Regions from separate parts of the Mus musculus genome. Here region 2 is linked to region 1. The links are chromatin loops, found by intact Hi-C in ENCODE. Cell type or tissue: left cerebral cortex. All regions are shown on one strand.

The links. Hi-C counts contacts between places; a loop is a spot of excess contacts. Peaks named below come from ENCODE experiments on the same cell type or tissue, not always from the same donor. Only the 100,000 strongest peaks of a DNase experiment are listed, where the experiment ranks them.
Region 2: it touches region 1 in a loop (3-fold over the local background); 5 of 42 quality-filtered maps call a loop at or near these places.

Annotation. Positions count from the first base shown.
Region 1 is chr8:102,777,915-102,785,914 of GRCm38, forward strand. Cdh11 (cadherin 11) reads right to left here and starts at 7,197. Exons shown (of 13, transcript NM_009866.5): 1 at 6,982-7,197. In left cerebral cortex, CTCF peaks have their summits at 3,218 (motif pointing left), 6,121 and 7,188; DNase peaks (open chromatin) are centred at 26, 819, 3,195, 5,103 and 4 more places; H3K4me3 peaks cover 6,152 bases; H3K27ac peaks cover 4,293 bases.
Region 2 is chr8:100,846,724-100,854,723 of GRCm38, forward strand. No RefSeq gene overlaps it. Among named protein-coding and RNA genes, the nearest start is that of Gm39232, 120 kb to the left of the region's middle. In left cerebral cortex, a CTCF peak has its summit at 4,512 (motif pointing right); DNase peaks (open chromatin) are centred at 4,500 and 4,792.

The DNA.
Region 1 (8,000 bases):
AATCATTGAAAGTAGGAGCTGCTGGCTGTCATCGTTAGTCTAGAAAACCAAATCCCAGTTCTGTGTGCGGGGGAAGGGCTGTGTGTATGCACACAGGCGCATGCATGGGCACAAGCCCAAGGACACGTGTGTACATGCCAGAGGAGGCCACAGACAACTTTCGACCCCTCAGGTGTCATCTACCTTGTCTTGTGAGACAGGGTCTCTCATTGAACCTGGAGCTCACTCATAAGCCAGGCTGGCTGACCAGTGAGCCCCAGGCATATTTATCTGTCTCCACCTCCTAGAGCTGGGATTACATGTGCATGCCACTGGCATTTCTAGGGATTGAACTCAGGTCTTTTTGCTCAGCAAGTCCCTTGATTGACTGAAGTGTCTCCTCAGCCGCGGGGTCTAAGTTCTGCAGTCGGTAGCTTCAGCTTTTATTGGGGCTCAGTAGTCACCGGGCAACATGGTTTTTCCTTTCAAGCAATCTCAGAACACAGATATTACTGTGAGGTCTGTTTTTTCAGAAAAAGCATCTAAGTCTTCACATTGTTTGTGGGTTAGTCTTCACTGGCTATCCATAAACAAAGAAACTTTGAATGCAGGCTACTTAAAGTTCTGAGAAGATGTGGCTGGGACCAGGATCAGCTCAATGGTGTATTCTCCGTGAAGAACATGTATGTATGGTGATTAAGATACAACCCTGAGTAATCAAAATCAATAATACTTAATGCCGTATTTTAAAGTCAAAATTACTGGAAAAGGACCTGGAGAGAGGATACAGTGGGTAACAGAACTTGCTGCTCTTACAGAAAACCTGGGCTCAGTTTCCAGCCCTGACGTGGCAGCTCACAGCTCTTTCACTCCAGTTCCAAATGATTTCATGCCTTCTTCCAGCCTCCATGGGTGCAAGACACACACAGAGAGAACGCATATATAGACACACAATAAATGAATATATCGTTTTAAAGAGCAATGGGAAAAAAAAAACATGATGAATAAAAGACAAAGGTTTAGATAATGGCATGTTTAACCCTGCAAACACCGGCCTAAGCTCACCTTCCCTGTCCTCATTGTCACCATGATGCTGAGCAAGGCTACCGCCATGATTAAATAACTGGGTCAAACTTCAGCAATGATGAAAAACACCCTACCTCTTTCACAACATGCTCACAGGCAAAATGTTCCCAAAGACCACAGTGAGTGCCCTCAGTTTAATCATCAGAGCCAGTCACACCAAGCTTATTCTTATTTAGAAGTAAAATCTAACATGGAGAGCCATGGCCTCTCCTCAAATTCTCCATTCACTGGTGGAACCTGAGGAGAACTGGAAACAGATCTCTAGGTGTCTGAAATTAAGAGGAGGGAGGAGCCACCCGACCACTGAGCTTGTTCTCATAACTAGGTCACCATTATATGGAGGGTGACACTGGGCCTGAAGTCATTCCTTATAAAAGATCTGAACAGTGAGAGCGGAGTTTAATGTGTAAAAGTCACTCCAGTGGGATGGGCCAGATCAGGAGATAAAGGCTTCTCTCCCCATCTGCAACAACATAGAGAATCTGATAAGAAAGCGATGTTTATTCACAAACACTCTTCAAGGAGTACACAATTACAGAAGCCACACAGTAATGCCCTGTTCCCTGGCAGAAGAGTCGTTTATGGAAACTTCCAGACTCAGCCCCCAAAATGTTCTACCTGGGGACTTTGGAAGATCCAAGAAAAATAAGAGAGAGCACTTTAGAGAAAGTTGATAACCCTGCCCCATTTTTCTCTTATGCCCTCTCTGATTTCTTCCCCTTATCCATCAGAGTCCTTTCTCATTTAGCATCCTTAGGTACCAAATATTTTGCCTGACTTGAACTTCAATTAACTGTTAGGTTATGGAACAACAGTTTCTATAGGGAAGTATCCCAGATGTCTACAAATGCCCTCCCACTAAACCAAATGACAATGAAAATTGGTTTACAGTTCCAATGTGCACTATCCGAGAGCCATGAAAATGTAAAATTGCCATTTCTTTAGAAGTTAAATCAACTGTCAGGTGGTGAGTGAGCACCAGTTTACAAAACACTTCATCTTACTTTCCACTAAGTGACTTCATAGTCCCTCCCATAATCCATTTGCATTGATTCCATCTCCATCAAATGTCCACAAATTCCAACACAGCTCAGAGCTGCTAAGAATTCTACTGCTGAACTACCAGGGAAGCAACTCTATTCGGTAAATAAATAAATAAATAAATGCAGAACTATCCACTTAAAGCTGTACTTATTTTTAATAGATTTTTCCTCTTAATTATGACATAGCATTAGTTCTTCAGTTCTTCTGAACGGTAGCAATGACACCACCAAACAGTAGCAAATATAAGTTTCTACAGCCCCAAATATGCAATTTAATCATAAACTATCCTGTCCGTATCACTGAAGAAAGGAAGAAAGAAAGGGAGAAAGAAAGAAGAAAAGAAAGAAAGAAAGAAATAACCCTTAATGGTTAAACCCCAGTGATTGAGGACTAAATTTGAATTAAATTTTATTCTGTGATAAAGTTAGGTTTTATACAGCAATATCAGGGATGAGTTAAGAGTAATAGTAAAACATCTGCTGCTATATTAAAACTGCATACTCCAAAGTGTTTACCAAAAATTAAACTGCACTTATTTTACTTACTTATTTATTTATTTATTTATTTATTTTGCAGATTGCAAGTGTCTCGCAGATGTCTTTAAAACCTCTTGAAAGAAGAGGTAATGTTATTAAATACACATCAGGACTACTCCCCTCCCCCACTTCTAATTCATCCCGTTCTCCTTCCCAAATCAAAATGCTCTTCCTACCCAAACAAACAAAATCAGCATCACCTATTCATCCATCTCCATACATGTGCACATCTGGCACATAGCTGCCTCGGTGACAGCTAACCTTAGCTTATCATCGGCTCAACCCCAATCCTCAGGCTTTGTCTTAGACAATGTCAAGTCACAAAAATTCCCAACTTTCTAGCAAAGTCCAAAGAAGGACGAAAAGACTGCCGGTAACAAATCCTCCCACTCGGAAGACGGTCATGCACACAATCTACCGGAGCAGAGCCCGAGCTGCGGAGACAGGAATCTGGCCTCTTCGCAGAGGTGCAGACAAGACTAGTAACAAAACTGCTTTTCACGGTGCCCTCAAAAAGCAGAGGGGCTCCATGTCGAAAGTTGGAGAAGGTCACCATTGCCCTCTAGTGGCCAAAAGCGCAATCTTCCGCAAAGGAGTCCATTCCCATAGATGCACAAGTCTCTCAATGTCAGTGCAAATGTAAAGCAGAAAGATGTTTAGTTATCCTCCTTCACTCTGTTCTTTAGTCCTTCCAACATAGAGTGGAAACTCTAGATGACCATCACAGTCATTCTGATGGACTGGTGAATGCAGACGAGGAAATTAAAATGTTTCCAACTTTCTCCTGTTTTTCCTTTCTTCCTCCAACAAACCTGTGGATTTTGTTCCTTTTTTTCCATTAAAAATTAACTTATAATTTTAGTTAGGCTAGATATCTTTATATATTTCTGGAGCACTAACTCTGAAGTGGAAACATTGACGTCTTCAAACTATAAATAAAGAATGTGAGCTCTTGATACATTAGCCAACGTCTGATGAAGTAATGACCAATTTCATAAAGGAGAAATTCACTGCATGTATATTTTGATGCAGTAAAATCACTCACTAGTGAGCATATAAATTAAATGAATATTTCTAAGGGAATACTTAGAAATTCATAGCAATTCTCAGGGAATTGATTGTAAGAGAAAAAGTTCACTGCCTCCCCTCAACTCCATGAAGTGTATTTTGTAATTATTAGTCAGTAAATGGGCACACAATAATCAAAGTTTTAAAAAGTCAGTGTTGAAAATAGGCTCGAATAAACATAGCAGACTTTTGAGCTTTCAACATAAAAGCATTGGGGTTGAAGACTAAAATCAGATGTGTAGCCCTTGTTTAGGTGGTTCGGAAACATAGATTTACATATTGTAGATCAAAGTCTATGTAGATTGTCTGATTCCTAGGTTATTGGCACTTATAGGAAAGGTTTCCAGACACTCAGAGCTTGTGGGAGTGTAGGTTTTGTGACTGTAAATCAAACCATGAAGTCAATGTCGTGGTGATTCCCTTCCATATGAGGGTCTCCAAACCTGAATCCTGACAAAGCAGCCATGTAATTCTATTCAAAGTGAAAGAAAAACCATGAATTATGAAGACATGTGCATTAAAGGGGCATGAAATTGATCCACATTCCCCCAAATGATGACATAGCTCTCCAACTCTGCACCCTTCTCCCACAAATAAACATTCTGAAGCCACCACAGAAAATGTGGAAATATGAGTTCTGTGCCAGAGAGAGGAGAGAGAGAGAGAGAGAGAGAGAGAGAGAGAGAGAGAGAGAGAGAGAGAGAGAGAGAGCTGTAGCTTTTACTTTTATTTAAATTAACAAAAGATTGCATCTTAATTGAAAATAGAATTTAAGTTTCTAGTAATTTGCTGTGGTGCACTGATAAGCGTTCCGAACATAATGTAAATTCTGGAGTGTTATCAAGATGGCCCAGTGTTTCCACAAAAACTATTTTTAAAGGCTTTCTTTCTTTCTTTCCTTTTCTTTCTTTTTTCTTTTTGCTTTTGTTTTTTTCCTAGTATGCAATAAATCCACGTTAAACAAATTTCCAAGACTAGATCATCTCATTTCCATTATCCTAATTGTTTACACACACACACACACACACACACACACTCCAGAGATGAAGATTCTCTCTCATTCTCTCTCTCTCTCTCTCTCTCTCTCTCTCTCTCTCTCTCCATATGACATCCCAATCAGGACATATAGAACTAATAATTATAAGAGTGTCAGTAACCATTGCTTGCTACTAAAGATACAAGTATAGACTCCAAGGACTTCAATATGTTTGTTGGGGTGCAATGCCTTGTCTCAGAAGGCAAGATGCAAACCCCAGTTCCACCCAGCAAAGTTTCCTGGCCTTTAGATGCCTCTGTCTGGTCTCTTCTGAGTGCTGATCACATTCCTTTGTACTAGGCAGGATAGATGTTTTGCACAGAGGGTTCGAATACGAGGGCCTAACTGGCCAACCCTAAAACTTAAGAGTCAGAGATTGTTTAAGGAACTTAATGTGCCTGTGGCTTCAGGGTCCCTCTAGTACTGGCCACAGCTATGTCCCTTTGTTTTGTAACTTTTATTCCTTTGTTCTGATAGAAGACCAAGCTGCCTGCAGCTGGGGTTGAGCATCCCTTTCTAGGTTCTGGGGCTCTGTCTCCTTGCTTATGAGAGAAAACAATTCCAACATTATTGAAATGAAGGCCAGTCCCTTCTCTTTTTTCTCTGCTACCCTTAAAGGCGCTCGCACTCAGTTCAGCCTCGTTAATATGCTGATGAGAGGGATCCTCGGTCCTGAGAACACATCTGTAGACCGGTCCCCAGAAATTCCAGACACCCCGCAAACCCCTGGACGTCTGCTACGAGCCCTAGAGATAAGGAAATTGATCTATCCTCTCGCCAGATTAATTATCACTGCTTTCTGTGATTAAACCCAAAACTTACTGCTTCCTAGTCCACAGATAAGACCGATCAGGAGAAAATAGGAAAGGATTCGGGAGCCATCGTTAAAGATTTCTTGAAGAAAAAAAAAAAATGAAGGGGAGACTTTTAGACAAATCTCTACCCTCCTGCAGTGCCAGGCTTTCATTAACAAACCCACTCCCAGCCCTCAGGGACGACCCTCCGTCATGCAGAAACGGCACCGTTAAATAATTAGAAGATGCAATTTCTTCATAGCAGTGCGATAGCCCGTGAAATTCCTGCTGCATTATTAACAAAAAGCAACAGGGCTTCTTCGAACATCTAGCGAACCTTTCACCCGCTGAAGGCAGGAGTGCGGAGCCCGGGTGAAATCCGGGCCTTGGCAAGAGAGAGAATAGGAAGCCTCCTGGGTCCCACTTTCTCCGGGGACCAGGAGCGAAAAGACCCTGCCAAGGCTAGGCTGGGTTGCGAGGGGAATTGGATGCTCCCGCAGCCTCCAGCTTCCCGCTGCTCCTTGCTCTCAGCACATCCCGGCTGGGAGGCCAAGCACAGGGAGGGAGGCCGATTGTGAGGAAACAGTGGAGGCTTGGAGCGCTCCGAGAGGAGGCGCAGGCTTTCCGGGAAGGTTTGATTCTCAAAGTTAACATTGACCCTAGAAAGCTTCCTCCAGTCCAAGCCCGAGTCTAGTCTGAGTCTGAGCCGCTCACAGAGCATTCCCTGCATCACTGGGAGGTTAGGATAGGTGACTGAAGTCCCCGAAAAGGCGGGGGCTGGAGGGGCTAGCTCACACCGCAACCCCCAGCCTCTGAGCCGCAGTCCACAGCCCCCGACCCACACTATCAAAGTGCGGCCAATCCAATCGCCGCTCCCTCCCGGCCGCCGGCTATCTTCTGGGCTTCGACCGCACTCTCTACACAGGCACCGGGTCTAGGGGAGCTCTTTAGGAAGGCGCGGGAGGATCCCCTCTAGGAACCCCGCAGAGAGCGATCTTGTCTGGGGAACAGGCGCAGCGCGGGCGGGCACCGCACAGGGGTCGACTTTCCCTAGAGACATCACGGGAGCAGTCTGCGTGTCCAGAGCTCCGCTCTGCAGTTCCTTGCCCCAACCCAAAGCAATCCCCCTGTGCTGAAGCCTTGGTGCAACAGCCCCTCACCCCGGGGGGGGGGCAACAATCAAAGAACCGGGGAGCGCACATCTGGCGCCTCAAACCCCTGCTCTGCCTGCGTCCACAGCAGGCTGCCTCCCTTTTCTCTGATTTTTAACCTCACCCCCCCCCCAAAAAAAAGCCCTTCTGCTTTGCTTTACTGATCTCCATCAGCCAGCAACCTCCCCCTTCCGCAACAGTCTCTTTCAGAAGCAATTCTTTCCCCTTTCTGCCTACTCCGAGAAGCCCCATCTAGATAGGGTCTAGAGCCGAGCAGAGCGCCTCACCTGGGGCCGTTGCGGGTGGACACGACCTCCTGGCCGGCTGTCCCTGGCACGGGGCGAGCGCAGCGGTGTCAGCCCGGGCCCCGGTCCGAGTCCCATTCACAAGTCGGCGGCGGCTGCGAGCGGCCCCCGCGGCATCTGCTCCTCGGCCCGCGACGCTCCCCTCAGCTGGCGGCGGCCGCGGAATGAGCCGCGGAGCGCGCTAGTGGCAGGAATGAGAAACCGGGGGGAGGTGGCGGGCAGGCGGGCGGGTGAGGGGGGAGGAGGAGGGAGGCCGACGCTGGGAGGGAAAGGGGGGCGGAGAGGAACCGAGGCTGCTAGACGCCGAGAATTGGGCCTGGAGGAGGCGATGGATGCCTACCCTGTCGGCGCTCCTCCCCCCCTGGGGCCCCGAGAGATGCCAAACCCAGGAATAGGTGGCCTGGCCGCCCCTCCTGCCCTGGGTCGCAGCGCTCCGTCTCCTGTGGGGGCTCAGACACAGTCTGGAGCGACTGAAGTTGGGCTCCGGGGATACACAGCCAATCAGGAAGGACGACGGAGGGAAGCTGGAGAGGGCTTGAGAGCCCCCATTTTCCTCTTTTCCTGAAATCCGCTCCAGCTGGACAAGCTAGGGCCTCAACCGGCCCGCCGGAGGATGGATTGGATGGAAGGCATTGCCCAAGTAGGGGAGGCAATCCGGAATTAGGGAGCGCATTCTAGGCTTTATCAGTTAGCACTCTGAAAATATCTCCACGTTGACCACTCCTGCCCAGTGCCCTCTCCCACGAACCTTCAGCATCCCGGTATCTATCCTTTGAGAAATCCGCTTGCGGGGAAATCGGTGAAGACACTAGACAGGGGCATTCGGACTTGAGAAGAATAGAGTTTTTCCTCAATGTTGTTCTACCCTACATGCAAAGCCTTCTTTAGGGTCAGCCCCACCAGGACAGAGTCTCTAGCTTCTGTTCCAGCCAATTACAAGCAACACCCCCATCCGGCAGTTTCACTTGTTGCCTCCCAGAATGGACACCACAGAGCCCCTC
Region 2 (8,000 bases), 1.9 Mb before region 1:
TTTTTATGCCAACTTGTCACAAGTTAAAGTCATCAGAGAGGAAGGACACTCAATTGAGGAATGCCTCCCTGAGATTCAGCTGTAAGGCATTGTCTCAACTAGTGATCAAGTGGGAAGGGCCCAGCTCATGGTGGATGGTGCCGTCCCTGTGCTGGTAGTCCTGGGTTCTATGGAAAGCAGGCTGTGGAAGCGATCAAAGCAAGACAGTAAGCAGCATCCGCCTGTATCAGCTTCTCCCTCCAGATTTCAGCTAAGATTGAATTCATGCCCTGATTTCCTCCAAGAATGGACTTTAATCTGGAAATGTAAGCCAAACAAACTCTTTCTTCCCCAACTTGCTTTTGGGTCATGGCATTTTGTTACAGCAATAGAAACTCTAACACACACACACACACACACACACACACACACACACACATACACACGCACACATACACACACACACACACACACACACACACGTTAACACAAAGCAATATAAATACAAAGTAATCATTTACATTTTTATTCCATTTAAGACATAATATCATGTTATTTCCCCAACTCCTCCTTTGTAAAATGGTTCAGTTATGAGTCTCTATTAATATATATTTAACCAGCTTTCTTTATATATATGATCATTATTTTAAAGGCTGTAGAGCCTTTTAGGTTTTGAGCAAAGTTAATAAACAAGAATCACTAGCTGCCAGCCCTTCTTTTCCCCACTGGCTTTCTCTACTTTATTGTCTGCCCAAGGGGAACATGCTTCAAGGTCACGTGCTCCAACGGCGAACAATGCCATTCCCATCACCATGGCTTCTGATTTAGATATGGTCTTTAATGCTGTGATAGAACATCATGCTCACATTCAACTTTGAAGGCGAAATGAGTTATTAAATCGGACAACTTGGAGTATATCGTTCAGAAAAGTCAGGATAGGAACCTGGGGGAAAAGCTGATTCATGCCTATGAAGAAGTCTCACTTACTGGCTTGCTTCCCATGGCTTGTAAGCCTGCTTTCTTCCACAATCCTGGAGGTTCTGCTCAGGGGTGGCAATACCACCCCCGAAGTGCTACATTAATTATTAATTAAGAAAATGCTACACAAGCTTGTCTACAGACTGATCTTAGGGAGGCCCTTTCTATGTTGAGAATCCCCCTTCTCAAGTTGACATAAAGACTAGTCAGGCTACTGCCCATGCTATAAGAGACTGAAATCTCTTCCAAGTTGTGAAAGTTTTCCTTCCATTATGTTCTTTCTGTGTGACACTGAATCTCAGGGAGGCAAACATTACTCAAAAGATGCATACTAGATAGAGGCAAACTCACTACGCAGATTTTCTTCCTAAAATAACTTCTGGATCCTATTTTTTTTAGTGATACTCTTGTCTTTAATTTCTATTGTTCACATGTTTAAGTTTATTGCCAGTATTTTCTTCATCTGAGACATACATTTTTGTTACAGAGGACAGCAGCTTTTAATCTGATATCAGGGTGGCCAGTGCTTACACAGCACTCATGCTTTTCCCATCTTCCTCCCAAATCCATTCTTTTCTTCTAAATTAGGACTTGCTTTCTCTTTCATGAGTCTTTCCTGCCCTTGAAGTAATAATCTCTGTGACACCGGTGTGAATGAGACCTCCTGCTTATATCATCGCCAGCTTCGAGCTTGTTTGCAGAACATAGCTGCTTGTGGCTTGTTTGCAGAGTAAATTTTCATTTTGTATGCCTGTGTATACATTTATTAATTTATAAGATCAATATGAAGATGAGATGTATTCTTGGGTTATATTTAAAGTTCCTCTTTGGAGGTGAAGTTGCTTTATCAGCAGTTTACTATAATTGTAATAATTGCATGTGACATGCTAGATGTATTTTCTGTCCTATTTTCTAAATCCCTGGGTGAAAATAGAAGCCATTACATCTTGAACAAACACAGAATATATAGACACTTCCTTCTACAACCATAACTTCCTGCTACAAGTAGATATAAGAGTATAGTTTTTCTGAACCAACCATCACTGTCCTGTTTATTGGGAATCCACAGAACACATTTTCCTCTTGCAGCTTAATGTTTAATCTAAATTAAAAAGGAGTAAACTTTTAAGAACATTAGTGATTTTTGTTTGTTTGTTTGTTTGTTTTTTGTTTGTTTTCAAGACACAGTTTCTCTGTATAGCCCTGGCTGTTGTGGAACTCACTCTGTAGACCAGGCTGGCCTCGAACTCAGAAATCCTCCTGTCTCTGCCTCCCAGGTGCTGGGATTAAAGGCAGAGGAATATTAGTGATTTTTACCTTTAGTGTTAACAAAATAGAAAAGTAAGTTTCAACATGAATTTTGCTAAGAAATAGGGGATGCCTATATAATTGAAAATGGAAAAATAAACATGAATGATTAAGATTTACTTTTGATGTTTTCTGGCATTGTTCTGATTAATAAATAACCCATTTTTTTCTCTAATCATTTCTCAGTGTTCACTCCCTTTACACACTGTAGTCATGAAATTCAGCCTACCTAATTAGTGACCAGATTTTATGACAATACCTTTTTGGCCCAAAGTATATGTTTTCCCACCTAGCCAAAATTTATGAGACTAAATAAAAAGGAACTCAACCTTTAGTGATCACTCAGTAGATAAAGACATTTCATACCAAGCCTGATCATGATAGTTTGTCTCAAGACTCAGTGTTAGAGAAATTGCAGGATGTCCTCTGACTTCCACACAAGTATGTACATATGGACACACATAAACATGACTCATAAATAATAAATTTCATTTCAAAATATTTCAAAGACTCATAACATTTTAAAATCAAAGAGGCAGAAAATCTTAATGAAAGACTCCTTAGCCAGAGTTCTCTAATCATGATTCATTCACTGACAGCTCAAAGTCAAAATATTTGAGAAAAATAAAATTAATTTTATAAATAATTGCATTCATGGAAACCACCTACCTATCCTTGATATTAATGTGCATCATGAATATTCGTGTTCAGCATATTTTGTCATTTGTCCAATTTTGACAAAAAAGAGAAATATTTACACACACAAATATATATCCCTCTACCATATATGGACAAAATTTACAAATACATAATAGATGCTCTCAGAATGTATTTTGAGAAATTCTGTTTTAGAAACAAAGAATTTTTTGCAGCGTGTCATCACACTAAAATATTTTCTAATAAAGGTGGTAAAATGTTGAAGAATATATATCCAAGGTAAGAGTGTTATTTAGAAATGGGCATGTGAAGAAATTCAATAAGTTCTGAAATGTGTCTGCATTGACAGGGAGAGAAAGACATCACTCAAAACAACTAGGAAAATGGGGCGTGGGGAGGGCAGAGCAATACATATTGTAGAGATTTCTAGAAGTTTAGGTTTGATGCACGATGGTTTGTTACCAGGGATGATCCTTCTGTGTGACACTGCTGACCATAGCTGCTGTCACCAGAGCATGTGACAAGGCATCACTGGTGACACATGTCTGCCTTACTGAGAAGAGGTAACTTGTCTTTAGTGGGTAGTCTGAGGACACTGTCAAATGTCTGCTGGTGCAAAGGTCAAATATGCTGTTGTCACAAAGGCTATGACAAAGACCTATCTCCCTAAACTGTTAATGGTTACAAGCTTGAGAAACTTTGCTTTCGAATATAGTATCTGTGATTGGTACTCCACCCACAGATGTGAGCTGGGATTAAGGCAATGTTTAGAATTTTAAAAATCAGGATAATGGGTCTAAGTTTTCAATTAGCCAATGGAAGTCAGGATTTGCATCTCTTTTACAGGCAAGGCTTTCACTTTCCATCAGTGAGACAAAGTACCTAAGATTAACACGCAAAAGGATACAATGTATCTTTTGACTCAGCTTTCCAGAGATGTGAGTTCGTGTTGACTTGATCTAGTCTAGCTTTGTGCTGAGACAGAACACCGTGGTGAAAGAGCCTGGGAAGAGGAAAATGCTTACCTGATCATGCCCAAGAGATGAAGAGGAAAACAGGAGGAACTAAATGGACCAGATGCTGTGGCAAGGCCACATCCCTATACCTAAATTGTTTGATTTATGAGTAATTGAAGGAATGATTTGAATAAAAAGAAAAGAGTTGAGGTAATGAAAAGGTGAGAGGCAGTGGAGTGGTTAAAAATCCCTTTCAAATTTTAAGACCGTACAGAATCATAAGCAATAATTGGGCAAATGATTTTGCAGATTTTTAAAATAATTGATGATGCTGATTCACCTCATTTTACTTATGGTACATAAAGAGACATCACTGTGCATGGGTACCTGGGTATTCTAGCTCACAATCAACATGACTTGTCTAATAAATAATGTGTGTGATGTGTGTGTGTGTGTGTGTGTGTGTGTCTGTGTTCACATGAATAACATGATGAGTATAAGACCTAAGCAAGGCCATCTACAGCTTCTTTAGAGTATCCAATGATTCACAATTTCTCACTGACTCCTGCTTTATGTCCATAATGTGACCACGAAAAATAAAAGTGCTGCACAATACCATCCTGCCCACAAGATGGCAGTGGAGAGACAGTGTCTGATGACTGGATTGTGGTATCTAGTCTAGGGGAAAACACTTTTGTTTTTTTCCTTGCTAATTCAATTTATGTCTGTTTGTCAGAAGAGGATAAAGGGGATTTCAGAGGTATTGAGAGAGGAGAAATAGGAAACAATATTAGTGGGACATTTTATTTTTTATAAGAAACAGAAGACAGAGGTGTTTCCTATATGCCACGGACCTATTATTTGCTCATGTGAAAATGTGTTCACATAAGCACAGTACTATAGTGAATTTTAGCACAAGCAGATCCCTTAAGCGTTACTTTCTTTCTGTATAGACTGATTTGATGTGCTGCCTTTGATTTAGTGGCTATTTTACTGCTGAGTATTGTCCCATTTCACTGCTCAGCTGCAGAGCAATCAGTGATTTTCTATTCACTTACAGAACTCTATTGCCCATGGTGACTTTTTGTTTGGACAGCATGTGAGTATTCTGGTGAAAATTTCATTCTTTTAATTATACATTGACTTCATAATAATTGTTTTGTACATGGTTGAATGTAGACTATTATTTTAGCTCCAAAATAATCTAACAACTTGTTCTTTTAATCTGTTTTAATCTGTAAAGAAGATGATACTATTATATACAGTTTAGGAAGTATGTATTTAACATGGATATTGTGTAGTAAACTGAATACATACATATATGAGTATACGTATTCATATATGCATATACATGTATAATGAAACAATGAAGCAATGATATTGGTGAAGTTGCTATCATTAATAGAGTGATCAAACCAACACAAAATGTTTGGATTCCCTTTAAAGCCAAATTTAACACCTTTACTTGTTTAAAAAAATGTGGTTTTTATACCATGGAAATTTGTGAGTGTGGATATTTACACAAAGATCTTTTGTCTCCCTAAATACACTATGTTCTTAGAAAAAGTAAATGAAGAAAACATCTAATAAAAAAAGGAAAAAAAGAGAAATGATGACATTGTTGAAATAATGTAGTTTTTAAACATTTATTTGTGTTAACGTATAATTTAAGAGTACACATATTTTGGAGAAGTGTGCTTTTTGTCTATCAATGTGGTATCTCTTCCTTCTCTTTCTTTCTCCCTCCCTCCTTTATGCCATTCCTTCACATACGGTAAAACAAAATGTCTGTTTTAAAAATATCGTGATAATGAGAAAGACAGCCATTTTATTAAACGAATGTATAAAATTATTGTGAATACTGTCTTAAATCAGTGTTTTATTGCTGTGAAGTGACATCATGACCATAGAAAACTTATTTTTTAAAAAGCTATTAATTAAGACTAGCTTACAGTCCCGAGGTTTAGTCCATTATCATTATGAGAGGGTGTATAGCAGCACACAGACAGATGTGTTTATGGAAAAGTAGCTGAGAGTCCTTTATCCATATCTACAGACAACAGTGGGAGAGACTAGAACTGTCTCAGGCTTTTTAAAACTCAAAGTCCACTCCCCAGGGACACACTTTCTCCAAGAGGATACACCTACTTAAAGAAGGCCATAGATAAGTCTTAGTTTTATAACTATATAGAATACATTCTGCTAAAATGTACTCGAGACCTGTCTTATTACCCTCTCACCACCAACACTACCTTTTCCTACAAACAAGTCCCCTTTCCAATATCCTGTCTTTTCTTTGAGACCCAATGAGTTTACTCAGGGACTCCCTGTGAAAGCATGTGTGATGCTAGCACTCAACAGTAGACTGATTAGTAAAGACTTTAGTTCCTCAAGCAGATGTAAGCTTCAAATAGTTCCCAGGTGGCAGGGAAAAGCACCATAGGCAATCCCCAATCATAACTGAATGTTGATAAAAGACCCAGTTTAATTCAGGTGCTGTGCAGGCAACTGTTGCTATGAGTTCATACGTGAAACCACCATGTGATGACTAGGTGACCTCATAAGTGCAATCATCATGTGATACTCGGGTCAGTTCATAAGTGCAACCACAGTGTCATGCCCAGGTGACAGCATCTTGAGGCACAGCTCTTTATTGCTTGGATCTTTCATTCTTTCCTCCCCCTTCTTCTTTGATGTTTCCTGAGTCACAGAAGGGGTGATATGACTATCCTATTGAAGAGAGAGCACACAACTCTTGCTTCTTTTCAACACCTTGACCAGTCATGAGTGTCTGCGTTAACTACCTTTTGTTGCAAAAGGAGGCTCTTTTGACAAATGTTGACAGTAGCACTTTTCTGTCACTACAAATTTAATTATTTAGGAGATGTTTGACAAAATGTTCATTTAGACATTTACCAAAACAGAAGCAAGGGATTTGTCATTATGGTCTATGACCTCCCCATCTTTGGATCTTGAGCCAACTCTACAGTAGCAGATGTGAAATGCCTGCTACAGAACAGGTATCAGATTCTATCAGAATGCAGTGAGTTACCTTTATAAGAGCTATACTACTGTTAGAGTAGACAGAACTTGACTATCAGGCTGGTATTCCTTATGGCTTGAATTATTCAAATATTGAATATGTGTGTGTCAGGACTAAGTGTTGGAGGAGGGTCATAAGATGATGGTCAGGACTCTTAGACATCATGGGAAAGTGCTTAAAACATAAATGGAGCATCCCTTCTTTCCTACACTGGACAAGGTTGAAGCACCAGAAGACCAGAGGGACAGATAAAAGAATAGTTTATTTTGGAAACAGTGAGTTGCATAGTAGGTTTTAAAGAGCAGATGAAATATTATTCTATCTTAAATATTTGAATTTTTCTGTATGTTATTATATAGTCCCCTCAATGCTGACCTAAGTTCAATATTTAGAGCAACTAGCACTAATACATTTGATTCTGATGGGCTGTTAAAAAGAGAACGGGTAATAATGACATGAAGCCACCATTATAATTTGAACCACTATCCTGAGGTTTCTCAGGAATCACTTCTCTGAGGAGAATCTCAGACCACACATATTGAGTAGATTTTGTGATCAAAACCGCCCTACACAGAACAAAGGATTCAGAGGATATCAATATAGAGATAGGAACTGGGGTAAAACAGACATTGGAGTCAAATGTAAATATGCTTTTCAAACATAAAGAAGATAATCTGTAGGCTATTTTCTCATTATACAGGAAATATGTAGCCATGGATTTTGGACATCTAAGAAAAGCAAGAGCATAGAATCTAGTACAAGAAGAAGGAACAATGAGCAGAACAGAAGAAATGGAAACACAAGCCACACACATTATGAAGTATGTAGACATATGAATCCATTGATTCAAGGGGAGCTGTGGCTCTGTAAACAAAGACTAGACTATTAATGCATGCTGTGAAAAGCCAGAATCCATGTCTTTAGTCCTCCATGCCCCTTGACCCTGTGTGTGTGTGTGTGTGTGTGTGTGTGTGTGTGTGTGTGCGCGCGCGTGCGCGTACGCACACGAGCACATGAGTGTGTGTCTCTGTTACAGGGGCCTCTCTGCAGTGTTTGACACCTTTGTTTAACAAGGTTTT